Regions from separate parts of the Homo sapiens genome. Here all the other regions are linked to region 2. A link is an interaction called in ENCODE POLR2A ChIA-PET data of the cell type or tissue named here. Cell type or tissue: GM12878. All regions are shown on one strand. Links, peaks and the distances in the headings refer to the core of each region. The heading gives the core; the rest is flanking DNA. Region 1 overlaps LOC101929719 (a long non-coding RNA gene). Region 2 has its middle 19 kb from the start of PFDN1. Region 3 overlaps ANKHD1-EIF4EBP3 (ANKHD1-EIF4EBP3 readthrough).

Region 1 (4,480 bases), core at 178-4,177, 150 kb before region 2:
ATTTAAATGAAGTTCTAGAACAAACAAAACTATTTTGATTGGCTGGCCTTGAAAAGGTGACATTTGAGCAAGATCTGGATGTCAAGAGGGAGCCAGCTATGGCAAGATCGATGGGGAGCATTCCAGGCAAACAGCACTACAGGAACAGGATCAGGAAAGAGCTTGTTGAGCTTGGAAACAGTCAGCAGGCCACAGTGACTGCGTGAAGTAGGTGGGGCAGAGAATGGTGGGGGACAGGGTGGAGAGGTGGATGGGAGCCAGATCATGCCAAGCCTTATCAGCCCTGATAAAGTTGTGGAATTTGATATGAATAAAATGCAAATCCCTCATAGTTTTGTGGGGCGGAAACACATAAGCAAATAAAGGCAATTCAGGGTCATGGGTGATATATTTGGGGAGTGTACAGGGAAAGAGGAGTAGTAGGCATTAGGGACATCTGAGAAGGCTTCCCAGAGGAGGTGACATTTCGGCTGAGACTGGAAGAGTAGTAGAAGAGGGGAAAGGTCATTCTGGTGGAGGGTACTGTGCCTACAGAAGCTCAGAGACATGTAGCCTCAGGGAACATTCAGAGACCTCAGCATAATATAAGCCTAGTTGGAGTGTTCCCAACTAGGAGAGGGAGTGGCAGGAGATCTGAGGCTGAAGAGAGTGGCTTTGAATGCTTTGTCAGACTTGATCCTGCAGGGAATGGGAAACCCCTGCAGAATTTATAGTCAGGAAGTATCAGGGCCAGGTTGACACTTCAGATCAAGATCTCCAGATTGGCAGGCAGAGAGCAAGGCCACTGGTTCTAGTGTGAGATAATGGGGGACTGGGCCTGGGACTGAGCAGGGGTGGGCGGGGCAGGGAGTAGAGCCAAACTCTGCTAAGCAGTGACTAGGACTCTCCCGATTGAGGCAAAGCTCTCCAGATCTTGAGGCCCCAGAGGGCCATAAATACTTTCATGCGCATCTGTTCTCTTGGAGGGCTTGTCACACCTGAAGGCTCCTAGGCCCTGGCTCCCAGGGATTCAGAAGTGATAGGTCTAGGATGAAGCCCAGGAATCTGCATACATAAAAAGTGACACTCTCCACTCTGATGCGGGTGGACTCCATACCTTCCAGGCTGGGGAGGGGAGGGGGCAGGACAAGCACACTCTCATCTGGACTGTGGCTGAAGCAGCTCAGAGAATCGAAGGTAGCATCTAAAATAAGGACCTGGATGCACTGGGAACAAAGGTAGTGTGTGTCTCCACTGCTGCAGCTAAAGAATTGCAGTGGAGTGGCCCTGGTCATCATGCAGAAAAATGACTCCTGATCACCAGTCCAAGGAGCCACAGAAATAAGAGATGGGGCCATGATCGGACCATAGATCTGTCTTTTAACCTGTACCTTCTCCTAGGGTGCAGACAGGGAGGCAGGAAGGGGATTACTGGAGGCTGCAGTAAACTAGAGAACAAGCTCTGTGCAAAGGAAGCCTCTCTTACCATTCAGCATCTCAATGAATTAACCCTCACAACAGCTCTATGTGGTTGGTCCTATTATTATTCCCATTTCTTAGATGGGGAAACTGAGACTCAAAAAGGTGGAGTAAGTAGTGCTGGGTCCCAAGGTGAGGACATAGGGGAACCATGGCTGGAACACAGGCCTCTGGACACTCCGAATCATAGCATTGCCCTGTGTCCCCTTCAGTGGGAAAAGTCACTTCATCTCTTAATCTTAAATGATCTTCCAAGCAAGAGGAGGGGAGAGGAGGAGTATAAGCTTTCTTTGTCCCATCTTTTTCAGAAGGTATCTAAGTCCTTCCTGTGTGTGTCTTCCAAAGATACAGTACCAGGACCTAGAGAGGCTGAGATTTAGAGCCTCATGGTGCAAACTCAATTGTAGGGTCCTAGCCAGGACTACTTGCCTGTATCTTCTAAGAATCTCACAACAGTGCCACATGCCTCAGCTTTATCCAAGCAACAGAAGGAGGTGGTGGAGGTGGTGATGGCAGCAGCAGCAGCAGCAGCAGCAGTGGCAGCAAATCTGTCCCCAGTGCACTACAGTACTGTTTTGCTATGATGAAATACACATGGCATATGGCTACAAAGTTACTATCTTGAGAGTGGATAGAAATGGGATTTTTCATGTGCCAGATTTCACTTCCCTTTCTGAAACAATTCTTGTAGTAAACAGAGGTTTTCTGATCTTGCTAAGATCAAGAGGATGGGAATTCCTTTACACTTTTAAAGTAAGACCACTGTCTTGTAGAGTTTCAGTCTGTTGATGGTGCAAATGTTTTTTAAACATGGACGCTATTCTGTGTTCCTCCCTCTTTCCTTCCAAAGGCTACGACACAAAGAGGAGCTGCTAACACCAGATGACCAACTCCTTTCCAGTTACGGACCATCCCGGTGATGAGACCTCCATATGTTGTCTGATGGCCGCAGTTCCTTGGCAAGTGGGTGGGGAAAAGGAAAGTTGTGTTGAGTGTGGGAGGCCACAGGGTGGAGGAGGTTAGGAAGGACCAGAAAGCACATAGAATGTGACTTTAAGGAGGAGAATTTTTTTGAACCATGTCTTGTGTGCTGACAGCATAATGATCATTATTAGGGCCTCAGATGTAACATGAAGCCCACCCTGAAGTTAAATTTTCCTTTTCAGAGAAGCGTGGCCTGTCAGCCCAGCATCAGATGGTTCCATGCCAACCTCCTCCATGGCTAGGTGTTGGAGCGCCCCAGCTGCTGCCTCCCTGGTAGCTTTCATTAAAGGACTTTGCTTTTTTGGTAAATAAGGGCCCCATTTTTCTACCTTAGTCTTTGAAAATCAACCTGAGAAACACTTTGTGTAAGTACCACAGATGTATTTGCAGTTTTCTACACACATTTAGTTTCTGGGGTTTTTCGTTGTTTTTTGTTTGTTTGTTTTTTGAGATAGAGTTGCCCAGGCTGGAGTGCAGTGGCATGATCTTGGCTCACTGCAGCCTCCACCTCCCAGGTTCAAGTGATTCTCCTGCCTCAGCCTCCCGAGTAGCTGGCATTACAGTTGTGTACCACCACGTCCACCTAATTTTTTGTATTTTCAGTAGAGATGGTGTTTCACCATGTTGGCCAGGCTGGTCTTGAACTCCTGACCTCAAATGATCAACTGCCTTGGACTCCCAAAGTGCTGGGATTACAGGCATGAGCCACTGTGCCCGGCTGGCCAACTAGTTTCAAGGTTGCTATCTGGAATCCTACCTCCCCAGGCACCCTCCTGGTCACAGCATGACCTCTAACAGAGGGGCAGATCTGTAGCCTTAGTTGTACCCAGACAAATTTGGTTTGGCTTTCATGGTATTTTGAAATTGGTTTTCATGTCAAAATCCTGTTTGCTGGCTTCTCTTGAAAAATCAGAAAACTTGGCCACATTGAGTTATATTCCTGAATGTCAAGTGGCTGGATCTGAATGAGTAGTGCTCCCTTTGCACAGAGCATGTTATCTGATATGCCTCAGTCCCTACCACTTCCCACCATCCCCCGCAACCACACCCCAAGAGAAAATATGAGCTAAAAGGCAGATATAGATATAGGTGTTCTGGTCTTGACCCTACCACTCATTTCCTGTGGCTCCTTGAACAGGTGTCTACATCTCTTAGGAAGAAGAGAATAATGAGATGATGTATGCAGAGCACTGGCAGAAAGCCTAGCATAGAGGAATCTGAGGATTCGCCATGCATGCTTCCTGGTATATAGTACTAGTTCTTGTCAATGGCACAGAGACTTGAAGACTGTATATAAATGGACACACCTACTAGAATGTAAGCTTCATATGCACAAGGACTTTAAAAAATCTGTTTTGCTTATTTCTACATCCCCAGGGCCTAGAGCAGTCCCTGGCACATGGTAGGCCATAGGCCCTCAGTAAATGTGTTGAATGAATATGTGGATTTAATATTTCCCTGACTTATTTTCTTATGTCATGTGCTAAGTCATCGGTCCATTTTAAAAATATAAATGCAAATAGACTTATAAGCTGATTATTTCTAATTTATATGTGTTGAATTTATTTTCTTAATTACTGAAAAGATTAAAAAGCAGAAGGATGCTTCATAGTTGACGGAACTTCATTGCCATAGTCATTTGACTCACAGCCTGGGAGAAAAATGTATTCTTCTTCTAGGTTGATTTTCTAAGATCACTATCAGAAGGCCAGGCTACTTCAGGAATCAAGTCAAAATTAAAAACACATGCATTTATGTGATACCTCTTGAGAACGCAAGTTGCTGTACAAACACATTTAAAGCATTAAGTGCTCCCTGATGCCCTTTCCTCAGAAGTAGTACTTCCAGAAAGGAGAGTGCATTTAGGTAAAACCAATGGCAGGTTCTATGCAATGATATCAACATGGCTCAACCTCTGAGTGCCAGAATTTGCTTCTCATTAGATACAACTTTTCTGGAAATACAAGAGAAGGTAAGTTGATTTCCAAGTGAATTCAAGCCTATGAATTCACAGGTTCATAGCTGTATTACATTACAG
Region 2 (4,480 bases), core at 165-4,164:
TACCGTGGAATCATTTCACCCTAGAGGTTTGCTCAACTTGCAGGAGGGACTAAAATGGGTTGAGGCCTATCCTGTCCTGTTGGTCTCCAATAAGGAAGGGGAGGAAGTGGCTTACCTTCACTTCTGTCTGTCCTGTATCTGTGTAAACACCTACAAATAGGGACAAATGAATGAGTGCAAGCCCTGGACTCATCAAGTGATCTTATCCACTCCTGTGCCTTCCAGTGTTAGAGACTGGATAGTTGGTTGCAAAACACATTTCCTCTTTCTCATGGGTGCCCAGCTAGGCTACACTTCCCTACTTCTCTTATAGTTAGATGTGACCACATGATGAGATTTTATTGGTGGAATATGGATGGAAGTGATAGACTCTCCCATGTGTGGTCCTCCATGCCCTTATGCCCTTTCCCCATCACAGTGACCCTGGAAGCTGTGTAATATAAATGGCAGATGTCGGGTGCAGTGGCTCATGCCTGTAATCCCAGCATATTGGGAGGCCGAGGTGGGCAGATCACTGGAGGCCAGAAGTTCGAGAGCAGCCTGGCCAACACGGCGAAACCCCGTCTCTACTAAAAATATAAAAATTAGCCAAGTATGGTGGCACACACCTGTGATCCCAGCTACTCAGGAGGCTGAGGCACGAGAATCACTTGAACCCAGGAGGCAGAGGTTGCAGTGAGCTATGATCATACCACTGCACTCCAGTTTGGGCAATAGAGCTAGACCCTGTCTCAAAAAAAAAAAAAAAAAAAGATGGCAGACACAAAAGCTGGAAGGACCTGGTTCCTGAACCCCACTTGGAGAAGAGTTGCTCACTTATTAGGAACACCAGTTTGGGATTTTACCTGAGTGAGAAATAACCTACTGTGCTAGGCCATCGAGGCTGGGGAATTTTCTGTTAGAGCAGCTAGCATCATTCTTTTTTTTTTTTTTTTTTTTTTTTTTTTAAGACAGGGTCTCTTGGCTGGGGGCAGTGGCTCACGCCTGTAATCCTAACACTTTAGGAAGTCGAGGTGCACAGATCACCTGAGGTCAGGAGTTTGAGACCAGCCTGATCAACATGACAAAACCCCGTCTCTACTAAAAAATACAAAAATTAGCCAGGCATGGTGGCGTGCACCTGTAATACCAGCTACTTGGGAGGCTGAGGCAGGAGAATCTCTGGAACCCAGGATGCAGAGGTCACAGTGAGCTGAGATCATGTCACTGCACTCCAGCCTGGGTGACAGAGCGAGACTCTGTCTCAAATAAATTAATTAATTAATTAATTAATTCAGGGACTCACTCTGTTGCCCAGGATGGAGTGCAGTGGTGTGATCACGGCTCGCGGCAGGCTTGACCTCCTGCGGCTCAAGCGGTCCTCTCACCTCAGCCAGGACACCACAGGCACATGCCATCATACTCAGCTAATTTTTGTACTTTTTGTAGATACAAGGTTTCATTATGTTGCCCAGACTGCTCTCAAACTCCTGGTTTCCACCTGCCTCGGCCTCCCAAAGCGTTGGGATTACAGGAGTGAGTAACCATGCCTGGCCACCTTGATGATACACTTGCTTATTCTCTCCAGGCCAATGACCTCACTCAAGCCTGAGCCTTCCCCTGGGGTCCAGACTCAGCTCCACACCCATGCACTGGATATCCCTACTGACATGGTGGTCATGCCTTCAGACTTAGAGTGGCCAAAACTGGACTTGCTACTTTCACCCGCACCAGCTTCTCCTTCTCCAGTGTGGCCCATCTCAGTAAGATGGCACCACTTTCCACCCAGGCGTGCAAGCCTAAAACTCAGAGCCACCTTGGGCCCTTTTCCCTTTCTCTCATCCTCCACATATCTCCTCCATAGATCTTGAATTCATATCTTCTCTTCTTCTCCACTGCTGCTACCATCAGTGCCTAAATACCACCACAGTCTCCAGCTAACCCATCTCCCTGCTTGATTATAGCTACCCTTCAAGCCCATTCTCCAGCTGGAGTCATCCACCCCAAAACAGATCCAAGCATGCCACCCCTACCCACACTCACTTTAACACTCAGGGCTGGCTCCCTACCGCCCTGAGGATTCAGTTCAAGCTCCTTGGCACAGTCTCAAAGGCCTTGCATGATCTGGCCTGGCCTGTCTCTGCAGCCTCTTCCGCTGACCCCAAGCCAGCTGTGTACACTCTTGTCACACCAGTTAGGTTCCTCATTCACATCATCCTCCCTCTGCACTCTGGCTGTTCCCCTGGCCTAGAATACTTCAACCCCCATTCTTTACTTGCATCACAACTGCTCATCCTTCAGGCCTCAGCTTGATTTTCACTTCCTCCAAGAAGTGACCTCCCTGACCCTTGGACCAGGTCAGCCAACTTGGCACCTCCTATTGCCCAACACAACTCTCTTGACATTTGATTCTTGTGACTTAATTGTCTATTTTTCCTATTCAAGTGCAAGTTCCCGGAGGGCAGGGCCTCGGTCCTGTTCACCCTTGTGTTCTTAGCCTCCAGAAAAAAGGAGGAATCCCCGTATGTCTGTTAAATGAGTATGCGTGAGCAGTACACTCACTCAATAATTACCAACTTAGTGATATCCGTGCTATTCAATGACAGCAAACAGGTAATTCTGAGTTTGTCTGCCATCTGAGTCAAAGCAATTTGCCCCCATTTTTTTTTTTTTTTTGAGATGGAGTCTCTCCCTGTCGTCCTGGCTGGAGTGCAATGGTGGGATATCAGCTCACTGCAACCTCCGCCCCTCGAGTTCAAGCGATTCTCCTGCCTCAGCCTCCTGAGTAGCTGGAGTTACAGGTGCGCGCCACCACGCCCAGGTTAATTTTTTTTGTGTCTTTAGTAGAGACGGGGTTTCAACATGTTGCCCAGGCTGGTCTTGAACTCCTGACCTCATGATCCCCCCACCTCGGCCTCCCAAAGTGCTGGGATTACAGGTGTGAGCCACCAGGCCCGATCTGCCCCCATTTATTAATGAGGAGACAGATCCCCAAGGGAGCAAGTGATCTGCCCCAGGGAGGCAGGAGGTGAAGCAGTCACAGGGCTCTGGCAATGACCACACCACCCCTCTTCTCCCTCTGCTTCTAACTTTTCTTGTTTCTGAGGTCCAGGCGGAAATGTAATGTCATGACACATTGGGGGATTTCTTTCCTCCCCTACATTTTTCTGATGTGACTCCAGCTTGGGGGGTTGGGGGAACACAAGCCCCAGGAGGAGGGAGGCGGGTGGTGGGGAGGTTAGCAGTCACATTCCTCAGCAGCCTCTGTTTTCATAGCTCAGAGAAAGAAGAAAGAAGTTAGCAAGCTCTGGCAGACACACTGGGCATTCAGCTCCTGTTCTGGCAGCTGCAGGGGCTGGGCTGAGCACGCGCTCTGCCAAGGCCAGGGCGGCAGACACTCTCTCCAATCTCAGGCTGCCAAGATGAGGTGGAGGGGGTCAGGGCCTCTGTCTAAGATGGGGGTTCACAGAAAGAGACCCCTTCTTTCTGCTCAGGCTGGCAGCCAGTTGGCCATGAGCCATGTGTGGGAGAAGGGGAGCAGAGGGAGGCAGTGTCAGGGCCTCAGTGCAAATCCTTCCAGGTTGGAAGGCTGGTGTGGGCATCAGACAGCCCAGGGGGCTATCTCAGCTCCTCCTCCACCCTGGAGATGTTGGAGGGACAACCTCTAGGCAGATGTCCCCACCCGGCTGCTGGGGCCACTGCTGTCACATTCCAGAGGGGGCTGAGAGCCACAGAGCATGGATTGAGAACGAGCTCACCATGGAAACCAGGCTTCCTAGGAAAAGGTCACATATTTGATGTGGCTGTCATCCAGGCACCTTAAATGCCACACTGTTCCTGTTTTCTTGAGCACGCTGCCAGCAGAGAAGGCCTGAGACAATGGGGTTGGCAGTTGACCTGTTTGCCTGGTTTTAGACAGGCCCCTATCACGGTTTCCCCTTCTCAGCAAAACTCAGTGCTGTTTTTACATTGCCTGACCCCAACGTGTACCCATGTGGGCAGCCCTGCAGGCCAACCCTTGAGTCTGGCAAAGACCCACTGTGCCAAAAATCTAGAAAAGGAGGTGCAAACAAGACCCATGATGGTAAAAACTGGCAAAGCTTGTTAAGAATAGTAAAAGCTTTCGGGTATGAGTACTTACTCCATGCTGCCAGACACTGTGATAAATGCTTTACAGGCACTGTAATCTCCACAAAAAAAACCTTAATAAAAAAATTGAGGCTTTGAGAGGTTAAATAACTTATCTGAGATTATTATATAACCAGAAAATGGCATGACGAGGATTCAAACCCAGGCTTGTCTGATCTAGAGCCTGAAACTTTCACCTCTACTCTATTTCACTCATCCATTTATTCATGCACTCATTCATTTATTCAATTGTCCATCCATCCATGCATGCATCAAACATTTAGGGAAAGCCTCTGGTGTGCTGACACAGTGTGTAAAAGGACACACTCCACAACCTCCAAGAGTTCACAGTGGGAGAAATGGATGAGTAAAC
Region 3 (4,480 bases), core at 188-4,187, 170 kb after region 2:
AGCTTCAGGAAACAAAAGTGCATTTGGTGGTATATGAAGATAACCTAAAACAGGATATCTGTTTCATTTATGGGCCTTTGTCTTATTCTTTGGTCTGAGATGATTTTTTTCTGAGTTGACTTTTTAGGTGCCACGTGTGCCAACGCATACACTTGCCATGGTTGTACCTCCCCAGGAACCTGACAGAACTTCACAGGAGAACTCTCCTGCCCTTTTAGGAGTGCAAAAAGGTTAGTTATTGAATTATTTTTCTTAAAATGGGTATTTTTTCACCTAATTGATAAATCCAGAAATGTACTTTAATGATACAGAGTTACTGTGTACCCATGGCTAATTGAGGTAGATAATTCTGACAAATGCAAATAGTCTTACTATCTAAAACCAAAAAGACGTGTTAGGAAAAATGACTTTTTATTATTTTCCTGTTAACATACTGATAGTTGTAGCTTTCATCTGGCACAGATGAAAACACTTAAGAAACAAGCCAAGTTCTTGATTATATTTAAGTAACCACAGTTTATCAGACATTCATTTTTCATTTGATAATTCTTTAGCTAACCAATAGTAAATGAAGAGTAAAAATGCATATTTGCTATCTAGTTAAGTCTTTGTAACATTGATTCAGTTAATGAGTGAGAAGTTTAAGAATTACATTCAGTTGCATTTATGCAATGCTGAATATAGTAGATTATCATCTGTCACTATGTGAACCTGGACAAATAACTATCAAAATAAAATGTGTACAAGTAATATCCAAATGACTATTAAGAAGGAGAGTATACTACTTAAAAAACTCAAGTTTATGAGCTCTGATATGTTTCTGCTGTCTTTATATTTGTAAATGAAATGTACCTTCATGTATAAATGTACCTTCACTTCATAATTATGTATAGTTGTAATATCTGAGTTTTCTGAAATAAAGAAAATAGTTAATATGTAGGATGTTTAAAACTATGTAAAAACAAACTTATGAACATCGTTCATTTAGTGTATGATAATCAAGTCCTAGATATTGAAATCACAATGAGGTATGTAAGTGTATATAAATATCTGTAACACTGATTTAAGAAAAGTTGGTGTGGGTTGACTGTTATAGCAGCAAACAGAAATTTCTTTCAAATTATGCCAATTTTAGTAATTTAAAGTATTGGGGGCCTTTACCAGGGCTAAACTATTAATTTCAGAGATGAAATATCTGTAGTCTCTCTGATTTAAGCTAATTCTAGCAGTTTTTCATGGAACACCTAGCTATTCAAAATTTTCCTGCTGTTTTTAATCTTAACAATTAAAAAGCAAATTAAACATGCATCTGTAAGTATCATAATCAGCTGATATTTAACCTTTAGTAAAATATTTAAAGCTAAATGCCTCTGTTTTTATTGTTTTCTTTGGGGGGGAGTTTATTTGGCTAAACCTTATAGAGGACTGTAGTAACTTTGGCTTTGGAAACTCAATACTAAATAAGAATCATTGGCCGGGCATGGTGGCTCACGCCTGTAATCCCAGCACTTTGAAAGGCTGAGGCTGGTGAATCATCTGAGGTCAGGAGTTCAAGACCAGCCTGGCCAACATGATGAAACCCCATCTCTACGAAAAATACAAAAAATTAGCCAGGTGTGTTGGTGGGTGCCTGTAATTCTAGCTAGTTGGGAGGCTGAGGCAGGAGAATCGCTTGAAGCCAGGAGGTGGAGGTTGCAGTGAGCTGAGTTGAGGCCATTGCATTCCAGCCTGGGCGACAAGAGCAAAACTCTGTCTCAAAAAAAAAAAAAATCATAAAAAAAAATATAGGCCACGTGTGGTGGCTCACGCTTGTAATCCCAACACTTTGGGAGGCTTAAGCAAGTCAATCACTTGAGTACAGGAGTTTGAGACGAGCCTGGCCGACATGGTGAAATCCCATCTCTACTAAAAATACAAAAATTAGCCGGGTGTGGTAGTGCACACCTGTAATTCCAGCTACTAGGGAAGCTGAGGCATGAGAATCACTTGAACCCGGGAGGCAGAGGTTGCAATAAGCCGAGATCTTGCCACTGCACTCCAGCCAGGGTGATGGAGTGAGACTCTCAGAAAAAAATTAGTGCCAGGCACAGGGGCTCACACCTATAATCCCCGCACTTTGGCAGGCCAGGTGGGCAAATTGCTTGAGCCCAGGAGTTCGAGACCAGCCTGGGCAACATGGCGAAACCCTGTCTAACAAAAAAATACAAAAGTTAGCCAGGAGTGGTGGCACAAGCCTGTAGTCCCTGCTGCTAGGGAGACTGTAGTGGGAGGATCACTTCAGCCTGGGAGACCAAGGCTGCAGTGAGTCATGAGTGTGCCATTGCACCCCAGTGTGGGCCACAGAGCGAGACCTTGTCTCCAAAAAAAAAAAAAACCAGAAAAAGAAAAAAAATTAGGCTATGTGCTGTGGCTCATACCTGTAATCCCAGTGCTTTGGGAGGCCGAGGCAGAATGATCGATCAGCCTGCCCAGCATAGGAGAACTTGTCTCTATTTAAAAAAATTTAAAAATTAGCCAGTCATGGTTGCCTGTGCCTGTAGTCCCAGCTACTCAGGAAGCTGAGGCAGAAAGATCACTTGCACCCAGGAGCTCCAGGCAGCAGTGAGCTATGATTGTACCACTGCACTCCAGCCTGGGCGACAGCCTCAAAATATAAATAAATAAATAAATAAATAACACAGATCCACAAAACAATCAAGAAATAAGCTAGATAGAGTGTATGCCAAGAGGAAATAAAAACATTTTAAATTTAGGTTTAATATGTAAATACTCTGAGATGTTTAGGTAGTGATTTTTTAAGTTTATACTCTAGTGAGTAACCATATTTTTGCTTACTGAAATATCTTGGATTATTTAGTTATTTTCTGCATTTTGATGTTTTATTACTTACTAAATAGTATAAACATGGACTACCTTTCTAAGGAATCATTTTACTAGATTATTAGGGTTATCCCTAATTAACATTTGTATTTAGATCACTTGGGCACTTGCTACTGCTATCAACCAAATGGCATTGGCAATCTAACAGTTACTTATGTAGGATCAAACTGCGATAGTGCATTGTGTTAAAATGTCATGTTAGTATAAATCATGCATATCATAGAATATTATGTTGCTATGAATTAGGAAAAATCATTTAATTATGGAAAAGAACACACTGAATTACCAGGATAGGAAAACCTATCTTAAATAAAGACTTAACTTTTTTTTTATACTTAAAGCTCCTTTTTCTTCTTAAAGCTTCTCTTTTATGTCTCTGGAAAAGCTCCCTTGAGTGATGAAATTGCTGTTTGACCTTTTTGTTTTTGTTTCTTCTAAGTCCATATATTCTGTGTCGTGTATGTGATTAGGGATGGACAAAGGGTTCTTATTCCCTAGGACTCTCTTTTCCTCTTCCAGCGATCATCTTTTCAGGTTCTTATAACATTTTACTCCTGTCTGTTTTTAGTAAATCTTTTTATTATTCATATCCTCATCCTTTTAAAAATGTATTAATGCCCATAAATCTTACCCAGGTGTTTGATATATGTTCTACTCAGATATTCTTTTCTTTCATGCCCCATGTGTACCATTTGTACAGGCTCCGTCCATCTTGATTCATAACCTCCCGATTTAGGCAACTTGATCTCACTTGTCTGTTGGTTTTCAAGGATTCAGGATTCTAGGTGGCATCTAACAGAGGCCTCAGAATCACGTCCATAAAATATGAAACTCAGAGTGACATGCTCAGTTTTCTAGCATTATTTAACTTTATTACCTGCAGTTACAAATATTCAGATGGGAAAGGATACATAAGTAATGTAAATCCGTTGCCTTGTTATAACTGGTTCTACAGAAAGATTCATTTTGATCTTTTGCAAGTTGTGTAACTTAGAATTAATCTGCTGCAAAGCATTTAAAATTATGTCAGGATAAACAAAACACATCTTTTGTGTATACCTCAAGCCCTCCTGAGGAGTAATTTCCTTTTCTCTGAAATTCTAGAGTACTTCATTGGATCTTCCTTCCAGTTCTTGTCACTTTTGCTTGCTCCCCTCCCCTTGGGACCTCAAGTGTAGAGGGTTGAGTTAATCATACTCAATTTCTGGTGCTTTATCACCATAACTTCTCTCTTGTTTCATTTATTCCCTTTTATTTCTCTTTCCATTCCCCTGCTTCCCCCATAGATAATCATTTCAATATTTGATGTGTATATTCTTTTGTTCTTATAAATTCTTATAAAATATTTATTTTTTATATGTATGTATATATGTGTGTGTGTGTATATATATATATATACACACACACACATATATATATATATATACACATATATATATATATATATATATTTTTTTTTTTTTTTTTTTTTGAGACAGGGTCTCACTTTGTCACCCAGGCTGGAGTACAGTGGCGCAGTCTCAGCTCACTGCAGCCCCAACCTCCGAGGTTCAAGCAATCCTCCTGCCTCAGCCCTGCAGGTAGCTGGGACTACAGGTGC

The links. ChIA-PET counts read pairs that join two places held together with the same protein. Peaks named below come from ENCODE experiments on the same cell type or tissue, not always from the same donor. Only the 100,000 strongest peaks of a DNase experiment are listed, where the experiment ranks them.
Region 1: POLR2A ChIA-PET joins it to region 2 with 5 read pairs; 3 of 35 experiments call an interaction of 5 or more read pairs at or near these places.
Region 3: POLR2A ChIA-PET joins it to region 2 with 5 read pairs; 4 of 35 experiments call an interaction of 5 or more read pairs at or near these places.

The regions. Positions count from the first base shown.
Region 1 is chr5:140,165,057-140,169,536 of GRCh38, forward strand. LOC101929719 (a long non-coding RNA gene) reads left to right here. Exons shown (of 5, transcript NR_130738.1): 3 at 2,309-2,417; 4 at 2,625-2,746; 5 at 3,581-3,729. Among named protein-coding and RNA genes, the nearest start is that of CYSTM1, 7.9 kb to the right of the region's middle. In GM12878, for the core only: no CTCF peak of the experiment used is centred there; no DNase peak of the experiment used is centred there.
Region 2 is chr5:140,319,770-140,324,249 of GRCh38, forward strand. No RefSeq gene overlaps it. Among named protein-coding and RNA genes, the nearest start is that of PFDN1, 19 kb to the left of the region's middle. RefSeq lists enhancers at 1,989-2,038, 2,069-2,138, 2,952-4,151. In GM12878, for the core only: no CTCF peak of the experiment used is centred there; a DNase peak (open chromatin) is centred at 2,266.
Region 3 is chr5:140,486,831-140,491,310 of GRCh38, forward strand. ANKHD1-EIF4EBP3 (ANKHD1-EIF4EBP3 readthrough) reads left to right here. Exons shown (of 36, transcript NM_020690.6): 14 at 128-230. ANKHD1 (ankyrin repeat and KH domain containing 1) reads left to right here. Exons shown (of 34, transcript NM_017747.3): 14 at 128-230. Among named protein-coding and RNA genes, the nearest start is that of EIF4EBP3, 59 kb to the right of the region's middle. In GM12878, for the core only: no CTCF peak of the experiment used is centred there; no DNase peak of the experiment used is centred there.